Linked DNA regions of Homo sapiens: region 1 is linked to region 2. A link is a loop called in an ENCODE intact Hi-C map of the cell type or tissue named here. Cell type or tissue: psoas muscle. All regions are shown on one strand.

Region 1 (8,000 bases), 490 kb before region 2:
CAGATGTGGTGGTGTACACATGTCATCCCAACTGTTCAGGAGGCTGAAGCAGGAGAATCGGTTGAATGCAGGAGGCAGAGAGATTGTAGTGAGCCGAGATCACGCCACTGCACTCCAGCCTGGGTGACAGAGAGAGACTCCGTCTCAAAAAAATAAATAAATAAAAGAAAACAAAAAAGGGCAAATTAATTTGAGTCTTTACCTGTATCTCTCGAGTGACATTCAAATGGAAATATGGTTTATAATCTCCAGTCCCTCTTCCTCCAGGCTCCCACTCTCTCATGCCCTGTAGCTTCCTCAGGATCCACCTCCACCCACCATTCCTGTTTCCTTTCCCTGCCTTTTCTGACACAGACCTTCCACAATGAACCTGATCTGAAAGATGACTGTGAGTTAAGATCAGGATGGGGGTGAAGTGGCACAGAACGCTGAGCAAGAAGCACCAGAATTTTCCTCTGGGGTTATGGGAAGGGAAAGCTGGGAATCCGTGTGCATTCATCATTGTCCTGATGTATTGTTCATAGGAATCTAGTCATTCCCCACCCCGAGGCTAGAGAGGCCAAGGGAAACTTTAGCTATACCAAATTGTGAAATTGAAATTTGTATTTAGTTCCCTAGCTTCCCTTTTTTGCAAATTTTCCCACCATTCAATGACTTATACGTTTTAAAAACACTTAAGGAATGCCTTCTATCTGCTCGTAGTTCAGAAAGAAAGAAATATTCTAGAGAGCTAGACAGACAAGTAAACAAATAATTACATGAGTATAATAAACACTATAATAGAGTTGTAAGAGTATAATATAAAACAATGATTATTTTGCACTTCCCCCTTCCCAGAATCTAGTGGCCTAAACAAGAAAGCAGTTTGTTTCTCTTTTATGTAACGGTTCAAGTGTAAGTAGCCAAGGGATGCTATGGTGGTTCCACGGTGATGGGGATCCAGGTTCCTTCTGTCTTGTTGCCCATTCATCCCTTAGGGTGTTCTGCACAAATAACTCACCACCACATCTGCTGGGTCTGTATGCCAACTAGCAAGGGAGTAGGGGGAGAGAGAAAGGTACTTCCTTTAAGGAAGTAGCCTGGAACTTCAATTCTGCTCATAGAATATATCATTTAATCACATCTAGCTGCCAGGGAGGCTGGGAAATGTGGTCTTTAGCTGGATGGCCATGTGCCACCAAAAGCTTGTGTTTTGTATTTACTAAATGAAGAAGGGGAGGATGGATTTTGGGAATAACTCATAGTCTCTGCTACAAATTACAGCTAATTCAATATTCCCCAAGATTATGTTGGCCAAAAAATAATTTGTTCTCAGTAGGAATGGCTTTTAACCCTACAGTTTCCCCTACATCTCAGAACGCGACCGCGAGATGTAGCTGAAATCTGGAAAAGCTACAGAACACTCAAAGGGGAAGTAAAAGACAGATCCTTCTGGTACAGGCAGTATAAGGCTTTTGCTAAACAATTCAAGGATCTAAGCTAAGGAATCTGGGTGGCAAACAGCATTTGGCTTTCCTCCTAACACATGTGTTCCACCTATTCATGATGAAAAAGGAGAGAGTACCTAGAACTACTCAAAGTTTGAGATTTATCAGCATGTAGCATCTGCTCCCATCTATTTCCATCCAGGTGCTGCACACCAACTTTAGTGGTTCCTCACAGTCCCCACAAAATTGCTCTTCATCTTACACTTCACAGTCAACCTCAACAACGCTCCAACAACCTTGTAGAAGAAGTACCAAAACTTCCACAAGGTTGAATGCCTAGAGTAGTGGGAAGGGTATGAACAAGAGGGGTGTTTGCAAAGCTTACCTTCCCGTTAAGAAGGATGCACGCTAGATGGGTCAGATGCTGCCATTTTGATACAGACTTTGAGGTAGCTATTTTGACCAGACTAAAACCAAACCACTGGATTTTTATTTTCCCAAATAAAAACTGCTTTAATATTTTTATCTGATAACAAAACTAACAAATACCCACTTTGAAAGAACCTGACAGTGCCAGAAATTTTGCACCGGTGCCTAAATAAAATAAAATAAAAGCCATCCAATACAAAATACTTGATGGGTATTTTTCCCCCAGAATTGTTCATTGCATAGGCATAAAAATTGCTGGTTGGATTTTCTGGGAAACAGATTCTGAGACAGAGTTTGCTGTATAGCATCTCGTTGAAGAATTGTCCTTGGGGTTAACACCTATGGAAAGAAGAGAAATAAAACAAAATTGGATGGAGCGAGAACTCCAGCTAATCATAGGCGTGACAACAGACTTAGCCTTCCCCACGAGGACTGTACAGTGTAAATGGCGCATCAGAGTTGTTCTGTGTTGGGCTGAAGTGGCCTGGCCTTATACTCCTACCTCCATCAGGATGTGCCCACCCTACCTGCTCAGGAGAGGTGACTCTGCAGCTGAGGCAGTCCTTGAAGGGACAGCTAGGGCAAAATGTCCTTCTTTGAAGGGAGATCTGGGTATGTTTCATCTACCCTACCCTCCATGCACGCACACACACGCACACACATACACGCCATATATATAGCTTTAAACAAAAATATGATCATATTATCTATGCTCTTATGACACTGACATTTTTTGCTTAGCAACATAGTGTAAACATTTTCCCATGACCCAAAATATACATCCCATTCATTTTTAATTACTGCAGATATTCTATTGAGTTGTACAATACTTCATCAAATACCTGTTGATGGGCATCTGAGAACCTTCCTAATTTTTGTCTCTACAAATAACTTGATCATGAACATACTAATGTTTGTATCTTTTCACACATGTGTAATTATTGCCATAAAATAATTCCCCCAAGTGGAATTGCTGAGCCAAAAGGTTTGCATTTTTACATTTTGAGGTATAATGCTAAATTACCTCCCAGAAAGCTGCACCAGCCTACCAGAGCACTGAGGGTAAGCCACATCAATCTTTTTTTTTTTTTTTTTTTTTTTTTTTTGAGACAGAGCCTCGTTCTGTCACCCAGGCTGGAGTGCAGTGGCGCAATCTTGGCTCACTGCAACCTTCACTTCCTGGGTTCAAGCGATTCTCCTGCCTCAGCCTCCCAAGTAGCTGAGATTACAGGCATGCACCACCATGCCCGGCTAATTTTTGTATTTTTAGTAGAGACGGGGTTTCAGCATGTTGGCCAGGCTGGTGTCAAACTCCTGACCTCAAGTGATTCACCCACCTTGCCTTCCCAAAGTACTGGGATTACAGGTGTGAGCCACTGCACCCGGCCCACATTGTTTTCTTAATAGCATTCATTAATGAGATGTTAGGTTAAAGCTGTTTCATATCTTGACAGATTGTAATTTTTCATTTATTTTTCCCTTTGTGAATTATCTCTACTCACCCTTTGCACATTTTTCTCTGGTTTGCAAGTATCTGTTATATTGAGGTTAATAAATCTGTCTGGTATATATGATACAGTATTATTTCCTAATGCATAGTTTGTGTCTTAATTTTTTCTTTTTCTTTTCTTTTATCTATTATTTTTTGAAAAAAATCCATTAAATCCATCTCTTGTCTCTTTTAGAGATTCTGGTTTAGATGTTACTCCTTACCAGTTTCTCTCTACCCTTAGTTTATAGAGATATTCATCTGAGTTTTCTTCTGGTACTTTTATAAATCCTCACTTTCACATTTTCTGTTAGTAAACAGTGTAAAAAATAGACATTCTCTCATCAGTGCACTTCTTAATCTCATCTAGTTCTCAAACCACACTGAGTTACCTGTTACTGAGAAAAGTAATAAATAAAACATTGGTTTTACATTTCAAAATGGTCATTTTGATGGAATTGCATCTAGTTGGCTGCTTTAATAGTCTTACTCCGTCAGAAATGCCCCTAAATACCTGCCATGGGAGGCTGAGTTGGGAGGGGGTTTCTTTCAGCCTCTAGCATGCTAACCTCAGGCAACCCACTGAGGTGTGAGCTAAGGGCACACCTGTGTGCAAAATGAAGTTCCAAAAGTCAGCACCTCTTCTAGGCATTCTTCCTGCTCACCCCTACCTTACCCCACAGTTTCCTTTCCTCCCACACAATTGCTGGCTACAGGTTTCCTGGCTCTGTACCAAGATGTCTCTAGGGGTTATCCACTCTGCTTTTCCCTCCTGGCTTAAAAAAAAAATAACTTTACTGAGGTATAATTTACATACCATACCATAAAATTCACGCCTTTAAAATCCATACTGCAGTGATGTTTTACAAAATTTACTCAGTTGTGCAACAGGTACAGTCTGGTTTTAGAACATTTTTGTCACCGCAATAAAGTCCTTCATGCCCATTTACAGTTAATCCCCATGCCCTCCCCAGCCCCAGGCAATCACTGATCTACCTTCTATAGAGTTACCTTTTCTGGGCATATCAGATAAATGGAATCATATACTCCTCTAGTTTTGACACTGCCTCTTATCTCCAGTGAGAAATTCCAGATTCGGCGTCAGCTCTGTGGAAACTGACCTGCCAACCAAATGCAGGTTCACATAGCTAATAGATGAGAGCTCTGACTCAAGTCCAGTTCTTGTGGTTCCAAATTCTTTTCAGTCCTTCCCACATTCCTGATCTGGCTACATTTTCAATGTTGTATGGAAAAGTTGGTGATGGCCCTTTAAAATAAGTCGCAAAGATTACTGGCCTTTTGATACACATGGGCACTGATTTCATGACTCTTTTCAGCCACCAGAGGGTGCCCCAAAGATCTATCTTTGAATTGGCTTTTGCTTGTTACTGTTAGACATCTAAGAAAGAGAATGTGAGTTGTCACCTGATTCTGGGTGAGTTTTTTTCCAAAATACTTTTCCTCTCTGAGTAATTGCAAATAGCAATGGAGAATAAAAACTAGAAACTGTTTTTTTGTGCACATTGAAAGGTTTTTTTTAGGCTTTTAAGAGAGAGATTTTTTTAAAATATAATAAAAAGGGAAAATACAGACGATTTAAGAAACTGGTGAAGAGTTCTTAAATTATGGCAATCCAGCATGACAGATATCAATTAACCAAAATATTAAGGTGTTTTTGCTAATCTTTTGCATATTTACATAACTAAGTCAATCCTTTGAGGGAGAAGGGAAATGGAAACATATTTTTAAATTAAGTTACCCAAATCCAGTATCTGCATAGCTAGAATTAACTGGATAAAAATTCAGTATGACAACTGAATTTATCTTTTGAAAAATAATTTTAAGGCCCGGCATGGTGGCTCATGCCTGTAATCCTAGCACTTTGGGAGGCCAAGGCAAGTGGATCACCTGAGGTCAGGAGTTCAAGACCAGCCTGGCCAACATGGTAAAACACCATCTCTACTAAAAATACAAAAAAAAAAAAAAAAAAAAAAAAAAAAAAATTAGCCGAGCATGGTGGCATATGCCTGTAATCCCAGCTACTTGGGAGGCTGAGGCAGGAGAATTGCTTGAACCTGGGAGATGGAGGTTGCAGTGAGCCAAGATTGTGCCACTGCACTCCAGCCTGGGCGACAGAGCAAGACTCTGTCTCAAAAACAAAACAAAACAAAACAAAACAAAACAAAAAAACCAACAACAACAAAAGAAAAATAATTTTGTTGTGATGTTTTTGCAGCTATCTGTACTAAAAGTGGCTGAATTCATTTGTCAATTTTGACTTTAAGAAGCGCTTAGCATTGCAGTCTCCAGGATCCAGAGGGCAGATGTATCTCTTGACCTCCTCCAACTGAGCATCTCCTTCATTTTCTTTATTCTGGATGGATGGATGGGTGGTTGAATGGACAGAGGCTGCTCAGCAGGCAGGATGACAGCTCCAGGGAGCATATTCAGAAGAACTTGATGATGAACTCTACTAAGGACCACACCTGCCACTTGTCCGTCACTGGGTAGTGACATATGTCTGGTAGTGCTATATTCCCTTCAAGGACTGTATGATCCCCAGAAATGGCTGCAGCTGTAGAAGCAGTATTAGACCCAAGTCACAAGGCATGGGTTTCAGGGCTGGATCTTCCCATACCTTGCGATGTGTCACTTAACCCTTATGTATCTTCTCATTTCTAAAAATCTATAAAATGGCAATGATAATAATATTTGCCCTAATTATCCTCTTACAGGGATATTTCAAGGATGAAATGGAATAATAATGGATAATAATGGAAAATAATGGATAATACTAGACAAATACAAAGTACAATTATTATAGCACTGTGCCTATGTGAGAAAGACAGAAAAAGAGGCAGAGGTAAATACTCAAAGACAGAGGAAAGAGAGAAGAAAGAAGCTTGGAGAGTGAGAGGGAGAGAAGACAATCTCCATTCCAAAGGCACGATTCTTCCTGCAATCATGCTAAGGTATAAAAGGTCATCTTTCCTCATTTTTATACAGTCACCCCCTCTGAAGAATAGCAAATAATCCATTCTAGTCTCAGGAGATTATTGTACTAATATTATTCAAACATCAGAACCTTTAAAATGTGTTTATGCTTTTCCGTGAGGATTAGTTGCTTTTAAAATATAAATGTCCCAACAAATCCCAGGATTGGATAGTGCCAGTTAAAAATCTCACATTGACTGGGATGGAAAGGCCAAGAATTGACTCACCAGGAGTGGGAAAGTGTGACTTTTACCCCTACCCTTCACTTGACAAGTAAGTCATTCTTGAAAACTCTGCTCCTAAGTGAAACATTGCTCAATGGCAGCTGTTTCCATTATTTTTAATGGGAAAAGTTCCTGTGTGTTCCACTCCATGTAGTCAGCTCCCTAGGTGCTGAGTGTTTTCCTGAGAGACACTTGCTTCCTCCATTTATGGCATTTACAACATATGATGAGATGCATCAACACTTGGGCTGGAAACTGGATTTACGGATGCTGTTGAAAAGGGTAGATGACACTGAAAGGAAGATGTGTAGAGCTTCCAAAAATAGCAAACCTTCAAGTACTGTCCAAGCATCAAATTCTATGCAATTAATTAATAGGCTAATGAGGAAGCACAGCATTCTGGTCACATGGGTAAGGTCCCTGCAGTCTCTGGAAGGCAGCATTTTTATTATGGGCTTCCATTCCAAATGGCAAGTGATCAAGACTCGGGCCGTCGGATACCCCCTGCCTAGAAGTCTGTTTAAACTGATGAAACCATAATGTCAAAATGTTACTTTAAAAAATTGTGGTAAAATATGCATAGCATAAAATTTACCATTTTGATCATTTTTAAGAGTGTAGTTCATGAGCATTAAGTGAATTCCCAGTGTTGTGTAACCATCACCACTATCCATTTCCAGAATGTTTTCATTATCTCAATCAGAAACTTTTTAGCTGTTAAATAATAACACCCGATTACCCCAACATGCAACCCCTGGTAACCATACAATACCACCTTTATAAATGTATTCATTTAGTGTGTCCTGGCATGAGAAAGTCACCATACGAAAAGGAAAAGTGGCAGAGTTGTTATATGAAAAATAGTAAAACTCTGCAAGAGTTGTTCTAGTGAAAATCATAAACCTGTCTGTCTTGTCTTAACACGGTGAGCATCAGAATTGCGCAGCGATCTGGAGTGCTCCGATGCACTGGGAGCAAGATGTGTTTGCTGAGCGCACAAAAGCTCCCACATGAGTGGTGGCTGTATTGGACAAAGTGAGAATGTTGAGGAATCCCCTATGAACCCAGAAGGAGCCCAGGCAAGCTGGGAGGTGTAGGGGCCTGTCTGGGGTCAGGAACAGGGGCTCAGAAGGAGCCCAGGCAAGCTGGGAGGTGTAGGGGCCTGTCTGGGGTCAGGAGCAGGGGCTCAGAAGGAGTCCAGGCAAGCTGGGAGGTGTAGGGGCCTGTCTGGGGTCAGGAGCAGGGGCTCAGAAGGAGCCCAGGCAAGCTGGGAGGTGTGGGGGCCTGTCTGGGGTCAGGAGCAGGGGCAAGGCCATGCTCCCAACCAAAAAATGTATGGCAATCATCATCTGAACTCTGAACATTATTCCAAAGGAAAACATTTAATTAGTACCCAAAGGGACATTTTTCTGTAATTTGAAACACCTACCCAATGAT
Region 2 (8,000 bases):
AAAAAGCAAGCTGTTCCCCAACCTCCTTGGGCACATATTGTCACCACATCCTGAGGCTGTGTCACGGGTGCACCCTTAACCTTGCCAAAATAAATTTTCCAAATTGATTGAGACCTATCTCAGATACTTGGGCTCACAGGGGTTAACTGGGCTTTCTCTATTATTTCTTAAAAGTGCACGTGAATCTACAAGTATATTCATAGTTTAATTTTTAAAAAGGCAATAGAAATAAATTTTAACTAGAAGAAATGACTACTATGTTGGATCAATCCCTGCTTTAAGAAAATTTATCTTTCAAATAGTAACAAAATGTATGTGTATTTTGCCATACCAAAAAAAAAAAAAACCCAAATCATTGCTGTATGAAATAAAAATATCCATTACAATTCTAAATTAGTGAATACAGTAATTTAATTTTCAGATAACACAGCCTCCCTTCTGATGGCATAATGAGGGGTTACTACATGGTTTCCTCTTCAGCGAAGTTACTTATCCTCAATGAATAGTAATATACAAATGACAGGAGGAGAGGATAGATTGCCGAGAATTAGCGTATCAGCCCTCTCATTTCCTGATGTGTGTAAGTTTGAGGAACCCCAGGTTTAACCCCACATCAGTGGAAGTGTGGGAAAGGACAGACCCAGACAGGAACAGGCACTGTTCGAGTACACTGTTATCAAAGACAGTGGTTCTCAAACTCAGAGGGCATCAGACTGCCAGGGGGAACATGTTACCAACCAGACTCCCCCAGACACATCTCCAGATATTGACTCTGTGGCTTAGGGGTGTGGCCCAAAAATCTGCATTTTTATCAAGCACCCCAGTGAAACCAGATTTTCGAGAACACTGCTCTCAGGCATGCTGGGAGCTGGCCTGGGTCTGAACTGCCCAAGCAGTGACTGCAGCCCTCAGCAGAACAACAGATTTTGGTTATCTTCCCTTAAGGAAGATTAAAGGGATTCTCCTAGTTCAGGAGCTTATAAAGCAAATTACAAGATTAATTGCTAAGAACTGAGTTCACACCAAGTAATGGACTAGATGTGGATGCTTAACTGAAGAGGAGAGAAGAATATTGGTGGCCACTCTGCTGTGAGGATGAACCCATAGCCAGGTGTTCCCCAGAGCTCTGGAAAATGACTGGGTGTGTGAGGAGGGGGATTTTGAAGGAAGCTGGTCTTCCCAGCACTGGTTAGGAGCAGCACGAGAGGAATATATTGTGATCTTGCTTTTTACCCTTATGAGGACCAAGGTAGCTTGGGAAGCAGCTTGTTCCATACAGACGAAACAAACTGCAAACAATAAACATTGCCTAGTCCTAGATACTTTCTTTAAGCTCTCGGTTTTGCCACTGTATTGGGCAAAAGGCTCCATATAAAATAGGAACTTGTTGGGGGAATGGAGAGATGATAGCTAGAGGGTACAAACTTTCAGTTATAAAATGAGTAAGTTCTGGAGACCTAACATACAGCATGGTGATGATAGTTAGTGGTAACCTGTACTTGAAATTTGCGAAGGAAGTAGATCTTAAGTATTCTCACCACACACACACACAAACACACACACACACACACACACACACACAGAAAAAAGGTAACTATGTGAGGTGATGGATATAATTAGCTTGATTGTGGTGAACATTTCACAATGTATACATACATCCAAAAATCATGTTGTACATCTTAAATACTGTATATAGTACAATTTTTATTCCTCAGTTATACCTCAATAAAGCTGGAGGAAAAATAGGAACTTTATTCCTGTCTGCTGTCACAGCCACTTTCTCAACTTGTACCATCTCTCAGATCTGTTTCTGATCCTCCTAGCTACTAACTAGCTTCGTTTGTAACTTCTTTTTCACCCGTGTCTGCCCTTCTGCATCGGTTTCTTGGCTATGACTTTTGCTTCTCTCAGTAGTAATCCTGATTATTCACTTCAGCTGCTTTGCCCTGATCATATCAAGTACATGCTCTTTTTAGCTTATTGTTGCTCCAGGAACGTCTACACCCTGTTTCATCTGGATGAAGATGCTCTGCCTACCAAGGTGCCCCATCATCTGGCCACCCCCGAGTGCTGCGGATGGTGGCTGTAATACCACTGGTGAGGAACTTGGCTAGAAGTGGCCAGAGTAGTGTCTCTTTTCTTCTGCCTCTTCTTCTTTCAGCTATCCAAGTTTGGTCTTATCTGCTTGGACATTCCATATTTGGTCTGTTTCACACTGGGTCATAGTCCCTGTTGACTCTTGTCTTACAGGACTTGTTAAGGAATGGCAAGTGGTATCTTCTCATATGTCAATTCTAATTGATTGTTATTGGCAGCAGTGAGTGTGGTGTTAAGAGGAGTAGGATCTGACCTCAGTGTGCCATAATCAATTAGTCATGCCTCCCTAGGGCAAAGATGCGGGTAGAGTTTTGCATTCTGAGAGGCTGACATCTTTGGACTGGACAGTTTCTTCTTTTCTTCAGGGCTGATGCATTCACTGCAAGTGCCTCACATGATCTCTTTGCATTCCTTTACTCAAACCCCAATCTTTTAGTAAAAAAACTATTTCTAGTGCATTAGCATTTTCCATTCATATTTGCTATAAAAAAATCTGCAAAGCAGAAACTGCAGGAATTGTGTCTTTTCTCCAAAGAGAACATACTCTGCCAAGGCCTTTCGCAGAATCCATTTTGCAGCTGTAGTCTGGGAATTGTACAACTCTTCCTAGGTTCGTATTGGAAAAAGAGTAGCTTCTGGGCTGAATGCTATCAGGAAAGCTGTCCCCAGTATTCAAAAGCTCTTTCCTTTATGGCTGTTTCTTATCTTTTCCTATCAATTGTCCATAGTTACTGATCTCATAGGACAAAATGTCTCTGTCTTATAGCTGAAATGTGAATACCTAAATCATGGAGGTTAGCACACCCAGTTACATTACTATTCCCTACACAAAATCAGGGCATTTCACATCCAGGCATTCCTACCCATGTTCATTGTTTCCTACAAAGTATCATCTTCACAAAGGAGCACTCACTCAACTTACCTTGTAGTGGAAGAGAAACAATCCACAGAACAGGCTGTACAAGTCTGCTGTGAGCAAGGAGAGGTTGACTGAAGTGGCACTGGTTTTCTTTATGACGACTGGCATAAAGCTGTAGAGACCAAACATGCAGGCACTAAAGCCAACGTAGAGCAGTCCTGGGGGAAGAGTAAAGAGAAGGCAGCGTCAGGGCCTCCTCCAGGGCATCTTCAGCATCCACAGCAGGAAAGAAGGGGAAGAGTGCACACCACTTGTCACTCACACAAGGCAGTTTCTCTTTTCCCCTATTCACTGATGTTTATTATTGGATAACACAGTACAAAAATTAAACTAGATTAAAAAAAATTAAGTGTGAAAAATGAACTTTCTGCTTCTTATTGCATTGCTGACATTTTGCTTCTTCTGGGAAGGAGTGCCTCTTAGTGGCGATAGTCAGAACACAGAATCAAGGTTTTTGAATTCTCCCAATTGTGCTGTAATCAGCTTTTGCTACTCATCTATTTTGAAACTTTTTTTTACCTCTTAGTTTTTAATTTGAGTAATAGCAACAAAACTGCTTGCTATCATGTATTGCCCACAATGATGAATAACTACGTAGTCTTTAAAGTTGAAGAGCTTGCATGTCAAAGAGACCTGGACTTAGAATACTGAATTAGAATCTTGACTGTGTGGCCTTGGGTGGACGAATTCATTGCTGGGAATACATGATGATCTGTCAGTCTCCTCCAGATTTCTGAATTCTGTTCTGCTCTACCCAAAACACACAGAATCCTGCCCTTCCATCACATGTCCTGGCATACTGTGAACTCTCACATGTGGGCTTTCATGACCTTAAAATACTATGTGGCCAATCTCTCATCCTCAAATCTCTCTCTTTCTCTGTAATTATGCCTAGACATGGGTACTCTGTTTTGCAGGGTCCCAAGCAGGAGTTTACAGCTAAATCTATACTTTCCCCAAATGTTGATACAATGCAAATGTAAAAAAAAAATAATGCTCTTTTCTCCACCTTGAAAGAATAAGGCATAGGATAAGCATAAGTGCTAAAATTCAGTGTCTGCCTTGGTATTACAACATAATAAAAATAACCTTTCCAAAGGAATCCTTGATTAAATGTATCTGGTGTGGGCTGTGGGCAGATTTGCTTCCTCTGACTTAGGGATTTTGGGGAGTTTGGTAGGTACCGAATATCTGGTCTTTCTGACTATGAAGACCAGGGATTCATCCAAAGATAAATTGGGTTTACCCATATGAAAAGTGCTTAAGGGCACAAATCATCGTTCCATATGAAAGCCACATCAGATCTACAAAAAAATTATTCTGAACATAAGTAAGTAAACTCAGTACAACAGCCCCCTCTAGCGTGGTAGAAGTGCCCTCAGAGGAAGGGGGAACAACCACTTTCCTATTTCGGAAAGGTAAAAGTCCTACGTGTAGATTCTATCGCAGTAATATTAGTTTGGTTTTTAATTCTCTATCAGAAGCTTGAATTCTCTAAAAACGGACCGTTTTTCTGCATGTGGGTTTCATGCTCCCTGTAGTGCATTTTCCTTTTAACCAAACTACTAAAAATGCAATAAGTATTACATAACTTATGACTAATACATGAAAAGACATAAAAATTAATTTGGTACTCCTTAAAGAAATCTGTGATTAACAGACTAGGGACAAGATCAATCCTCAAATTAATCCACTAAAAATAATAAAACTTGATCGGAACACAATCTAGGCACCAGAGCCTTGTTTCCGTTTTTCTTTTGTTTTTTGAAGGTGTCACTGATTTAAATACCATGACTGGGTTAGAAAGTTCCAGAATAATACCCTTCCATCATTTTGCGTGGACTTTGACTTGTGGGCTCTGTTGGTATATTCACTCATTTATTCAACTATTATTCTCTGAGTACTAACCATGCCCTGAGCACTCTGCTGTGGGCTAGGAACAATGAAAAACAGGATAGACAAGAAGCTTAGAGTTGCTATTAATGCTATGCAGAAAGACAAGTGTTTCTTAAAGAGAATGTCAGGAGCTTGCTTTAGACAGGGTGGTGAGGTAGGGCTACTTTGTGGAGGTGGCATTTACCTCGAGTGCTGAAGGACCAAAAGGAGATTGCCAGGAGAGGAGCCAAGGAAACCTGCACATGAAAAGTTCCTGAAAGGGACAGGGCCTCAAGTGTCCCAGATGCTGACCAAGGCCACAATGGCTGAGCAGAATGAAGAGAACGGGCAGAGGAAGCTGGAAAATTGGGAAGGGAATGGATTATGCCAGACCTTGCAGGTCTCAGAAAGGAATGTGTATCTTATTCTAGTTGTACGAGGAAGCCATTGAGGAGTTTGCGGCAGCTGACTAAAAGAATCTGATCTACATTTTCAAAAGGTGATTTTGGCTACTCTGTGGAGAAGGGATTGGAAGGAGAAAAGCATGGGACCAGTTACAGAGACCAGTTAGAATGGCGGTGTCACAATCCCGGCAAGAGAGGCTGGTAGCTTGCTTGGTTTTGCTCGAAACGGCAGTGGAGAAGGGAAGTGGTCTGTGAAGACTCAAGAAGCCCTGGTGATAGACTGATGTAGGTGGTGAGGGAAAGGAGAGCATGGAGGATGCCCAGGGGTTCTGGCTAATTTAGAAACTAGGTGAACTGTGACGCCATATACTGAGATGGAGGGAGCTAAAAGAGGACCAGATTTTCAGGAGAAATAAAATGCTCCATTTTGAATGTGTTGTTTTCGACGCTTATGCATTATCCAAAAGGATCTGTCCAGTAGGGAGCTGGATATATAATTGGAGGACTCAGAGAAGTGGTGAGATTTTACAAGCCCAGTTGGTGAGCAAAGGAGAGTAGGGAAATAAATACATGGCACTTTGCTAACCAGGCTACCTTATGATGCTTCCAGCTAAAATATTCTCAACCTATTTTTAAATGTTGCAGAAATTAGAGGTAGGGGGACAGGAGTGGAATATATACACTATCACAATTGACAACTAGGTCAACCGATGTTTTTGCATGTGAATATACTGTTTCCCAAGCAAAGCATAGCCAGCCTAGTTAACACATGATTAAATTGAGAGTTGGAATGCAGTATCGTTGCCCTTCCTTGGCTGTTCTTAGATGGACATTAGATAGTTAATGGACATTAACAATGCCTCTGAAAGTCCAACTTGCTGTCCAGGTAGGGTTTTCAATTGATCAGCATGATCATACAAATGAACTGAATTACTTTTTGACTGACAACTACAAAATGGCTGCAGTAACTACATTTATAACAGAGTATGTGTATAAACATTTCCTCTTGGAATGTTCTCTCTCTCACTAAGGATAGAATTTGATCACTCTTGTCCTTATGCACTAAAGTGATTTAAGCTACAGAGATGGGAAATACTATTATCAGCTAATATGGATTGAGCACTCACTATGTGTCATGTACTTTATGTACAGTAATTAATCTCCACAACAGTGTAATGCTGATAACTATTGCTATCCTCTTTATACAGGTTAGGAAATAGGCTTATAGAGTCAAGAAACACAGTCCATACTGGGTTAAATAGAGGATATGTTATATGGAGTACAAGTTACAAAGGTGTTCAAATGGGTGATGGGGAAACAGGGATGGTGAGACAACCTGAAGATTAGCAATACCAGGGAGTTACTCACAACCCAAGAGCTAGGGAAATACAAGAGGGAGGCCACATTACCTGAGATCAGAAGTTAGGGAAGCCCAGCAGGGGTAGAATCACAGAGGAGACTCAGCCACATCTAGAGGAGATCTGACCCCAAACAGAGGGACACAGAGAGAAACAATGGTTTCTTTCTTTCTTTCTCCCACCTCCAATCTCCCTCTACTGCCTCCCATTGGCCAAAACTGACTGGAATCCAGTTGACAAGGGAGGCTGGGATGTGGATTTGCATAAGCAGAGCAGAGGAAAGGGTAAAAGATGGATCTGTGAGTAAACAGGCAACAGACCAGCTTACAGGGGTTAAGTAACTTGCCCTTAGGTCACATAGGCAGCCTGACTTTAAATTCTGAATACATAACACTCATCTATATTGTTTAATTATTATAAAGAGAAATAAGGCTTTGAAGGAACATCCTATTTGACTCCTATCAATACCTCAGTTAATATTTTATATATATATATATATAGAGAGAGAGAGAGAGAGAGAGAGAGAGAGTTACTATATATATATAAAGTATGTGTCTGTATATGCTACATATATTTGATTTCGTCTTTTTCTTTGGGATTTCAGTTGTGTTCTTTCTCTTTATTTTGAACATACCAGAGTTTTAAAATATTATTTGTAATTCTTAAAAACAATAGCTAGGTTAGATGACTTCTCAGAACATATGCATTAGGTTAAGTGTATAAAGGGCACTGGGCTGGCTTTGCTCAGATATGTAATGCTCGTCAAGTCACCTCAACTCCCTAGGCCTCAGATTCAACATGGGTAAAAAGAAAGGTGTATTGTTTTTTTTTTTTTGGGACAGACTCTTGCTCTGTTTCCAGGCTGGAGTGCAGTTGCGTGATCCCGACTCGCTGCAACCTCCGCCTCCTGGGTTCAAGTGATCCTCAGCCTCCTGAGTAGCTGGGACTACAGGCATGCACCACCACACCCAGGTAATTTTTGTATTTTTAGTAGAGGCACGGTTTCACCATGTTGGCCAGGCTGGTCTTGAACCCCTGGCTTCAAGTGATCCGCCCGCCTCAGCCTCCCAAAATGCTGGGATTACAGGTGTGAGCCACTGCACCTGGCCAGGAAAGGTGTATTCTTAATTATCCTTTAGGTCTTTTCCTGCTCTGTAGTCCCATTATTCCATATTCAGGGAGAGGCCAAATCTTTCTTTTGTTTTGGCCTCCAGGAAAAACACTAAAACCAAAACCAAGACAAGCATCAACCACAACATCAAAAGTGAAGAAGGCCCCTGCATACCACAAGCCTGTGCTCACTGACCCGGCACACTTTTTCTTTTCTCTGACATTTGACTTTCACAT

Evidence for each region. Hi-C counts contacts between places; a loop is a spot of excess contacts. Peaks named below come from ENCODE experiments on the same cell type or tissue, not always from the same donor. Only the 100,000 strongest peaks of a DNase experiment are listed, where the experiment ranks them.
Region 1: a loop joins it to region 2, with 3 times the contacts of the local background. A loop is called at or near these places in 56 of 110 quality-filtered maps.

Annotation. Positions count from the first base shown.
Region 1 is chr6:118,773,418-118,781,417 of GRCh38, reverse strand. No RefSeq gene overlaps it. Among named protein-coding and RNA genes, the nearest start is that of ASF1A, 120 kb to the left of the region's middle. In psoas muscle, a CTCF peak has its summit at 4,679 (motif pointing right); a DNase peak (open chromatin) is centred at 4,677; H3K4me3 peaks cover 610 bases.
Region 2 is chr6:118,280,358-118,288,357 of GRCh38, reverse strand. SLC35F1 (solute carrier family 35 member F1) reads right to left here. Exons shown (of 8, transcript NM_001029858.4): 7 at 3,020-3,174. Among named protein-coding and RNA genes, the nearest start is that of PLN, 260 kb to the left of the region's middle. RefSeq lists a silencer at 7,977-8,000. In psoas muscle, CTCF peaks have their summits at 3,420 and 4,394; no DNase peak of the experiment used is centred here; H3K4me3 peaks cover 289 bases; H3K27ac peaks cover 1,782 bases.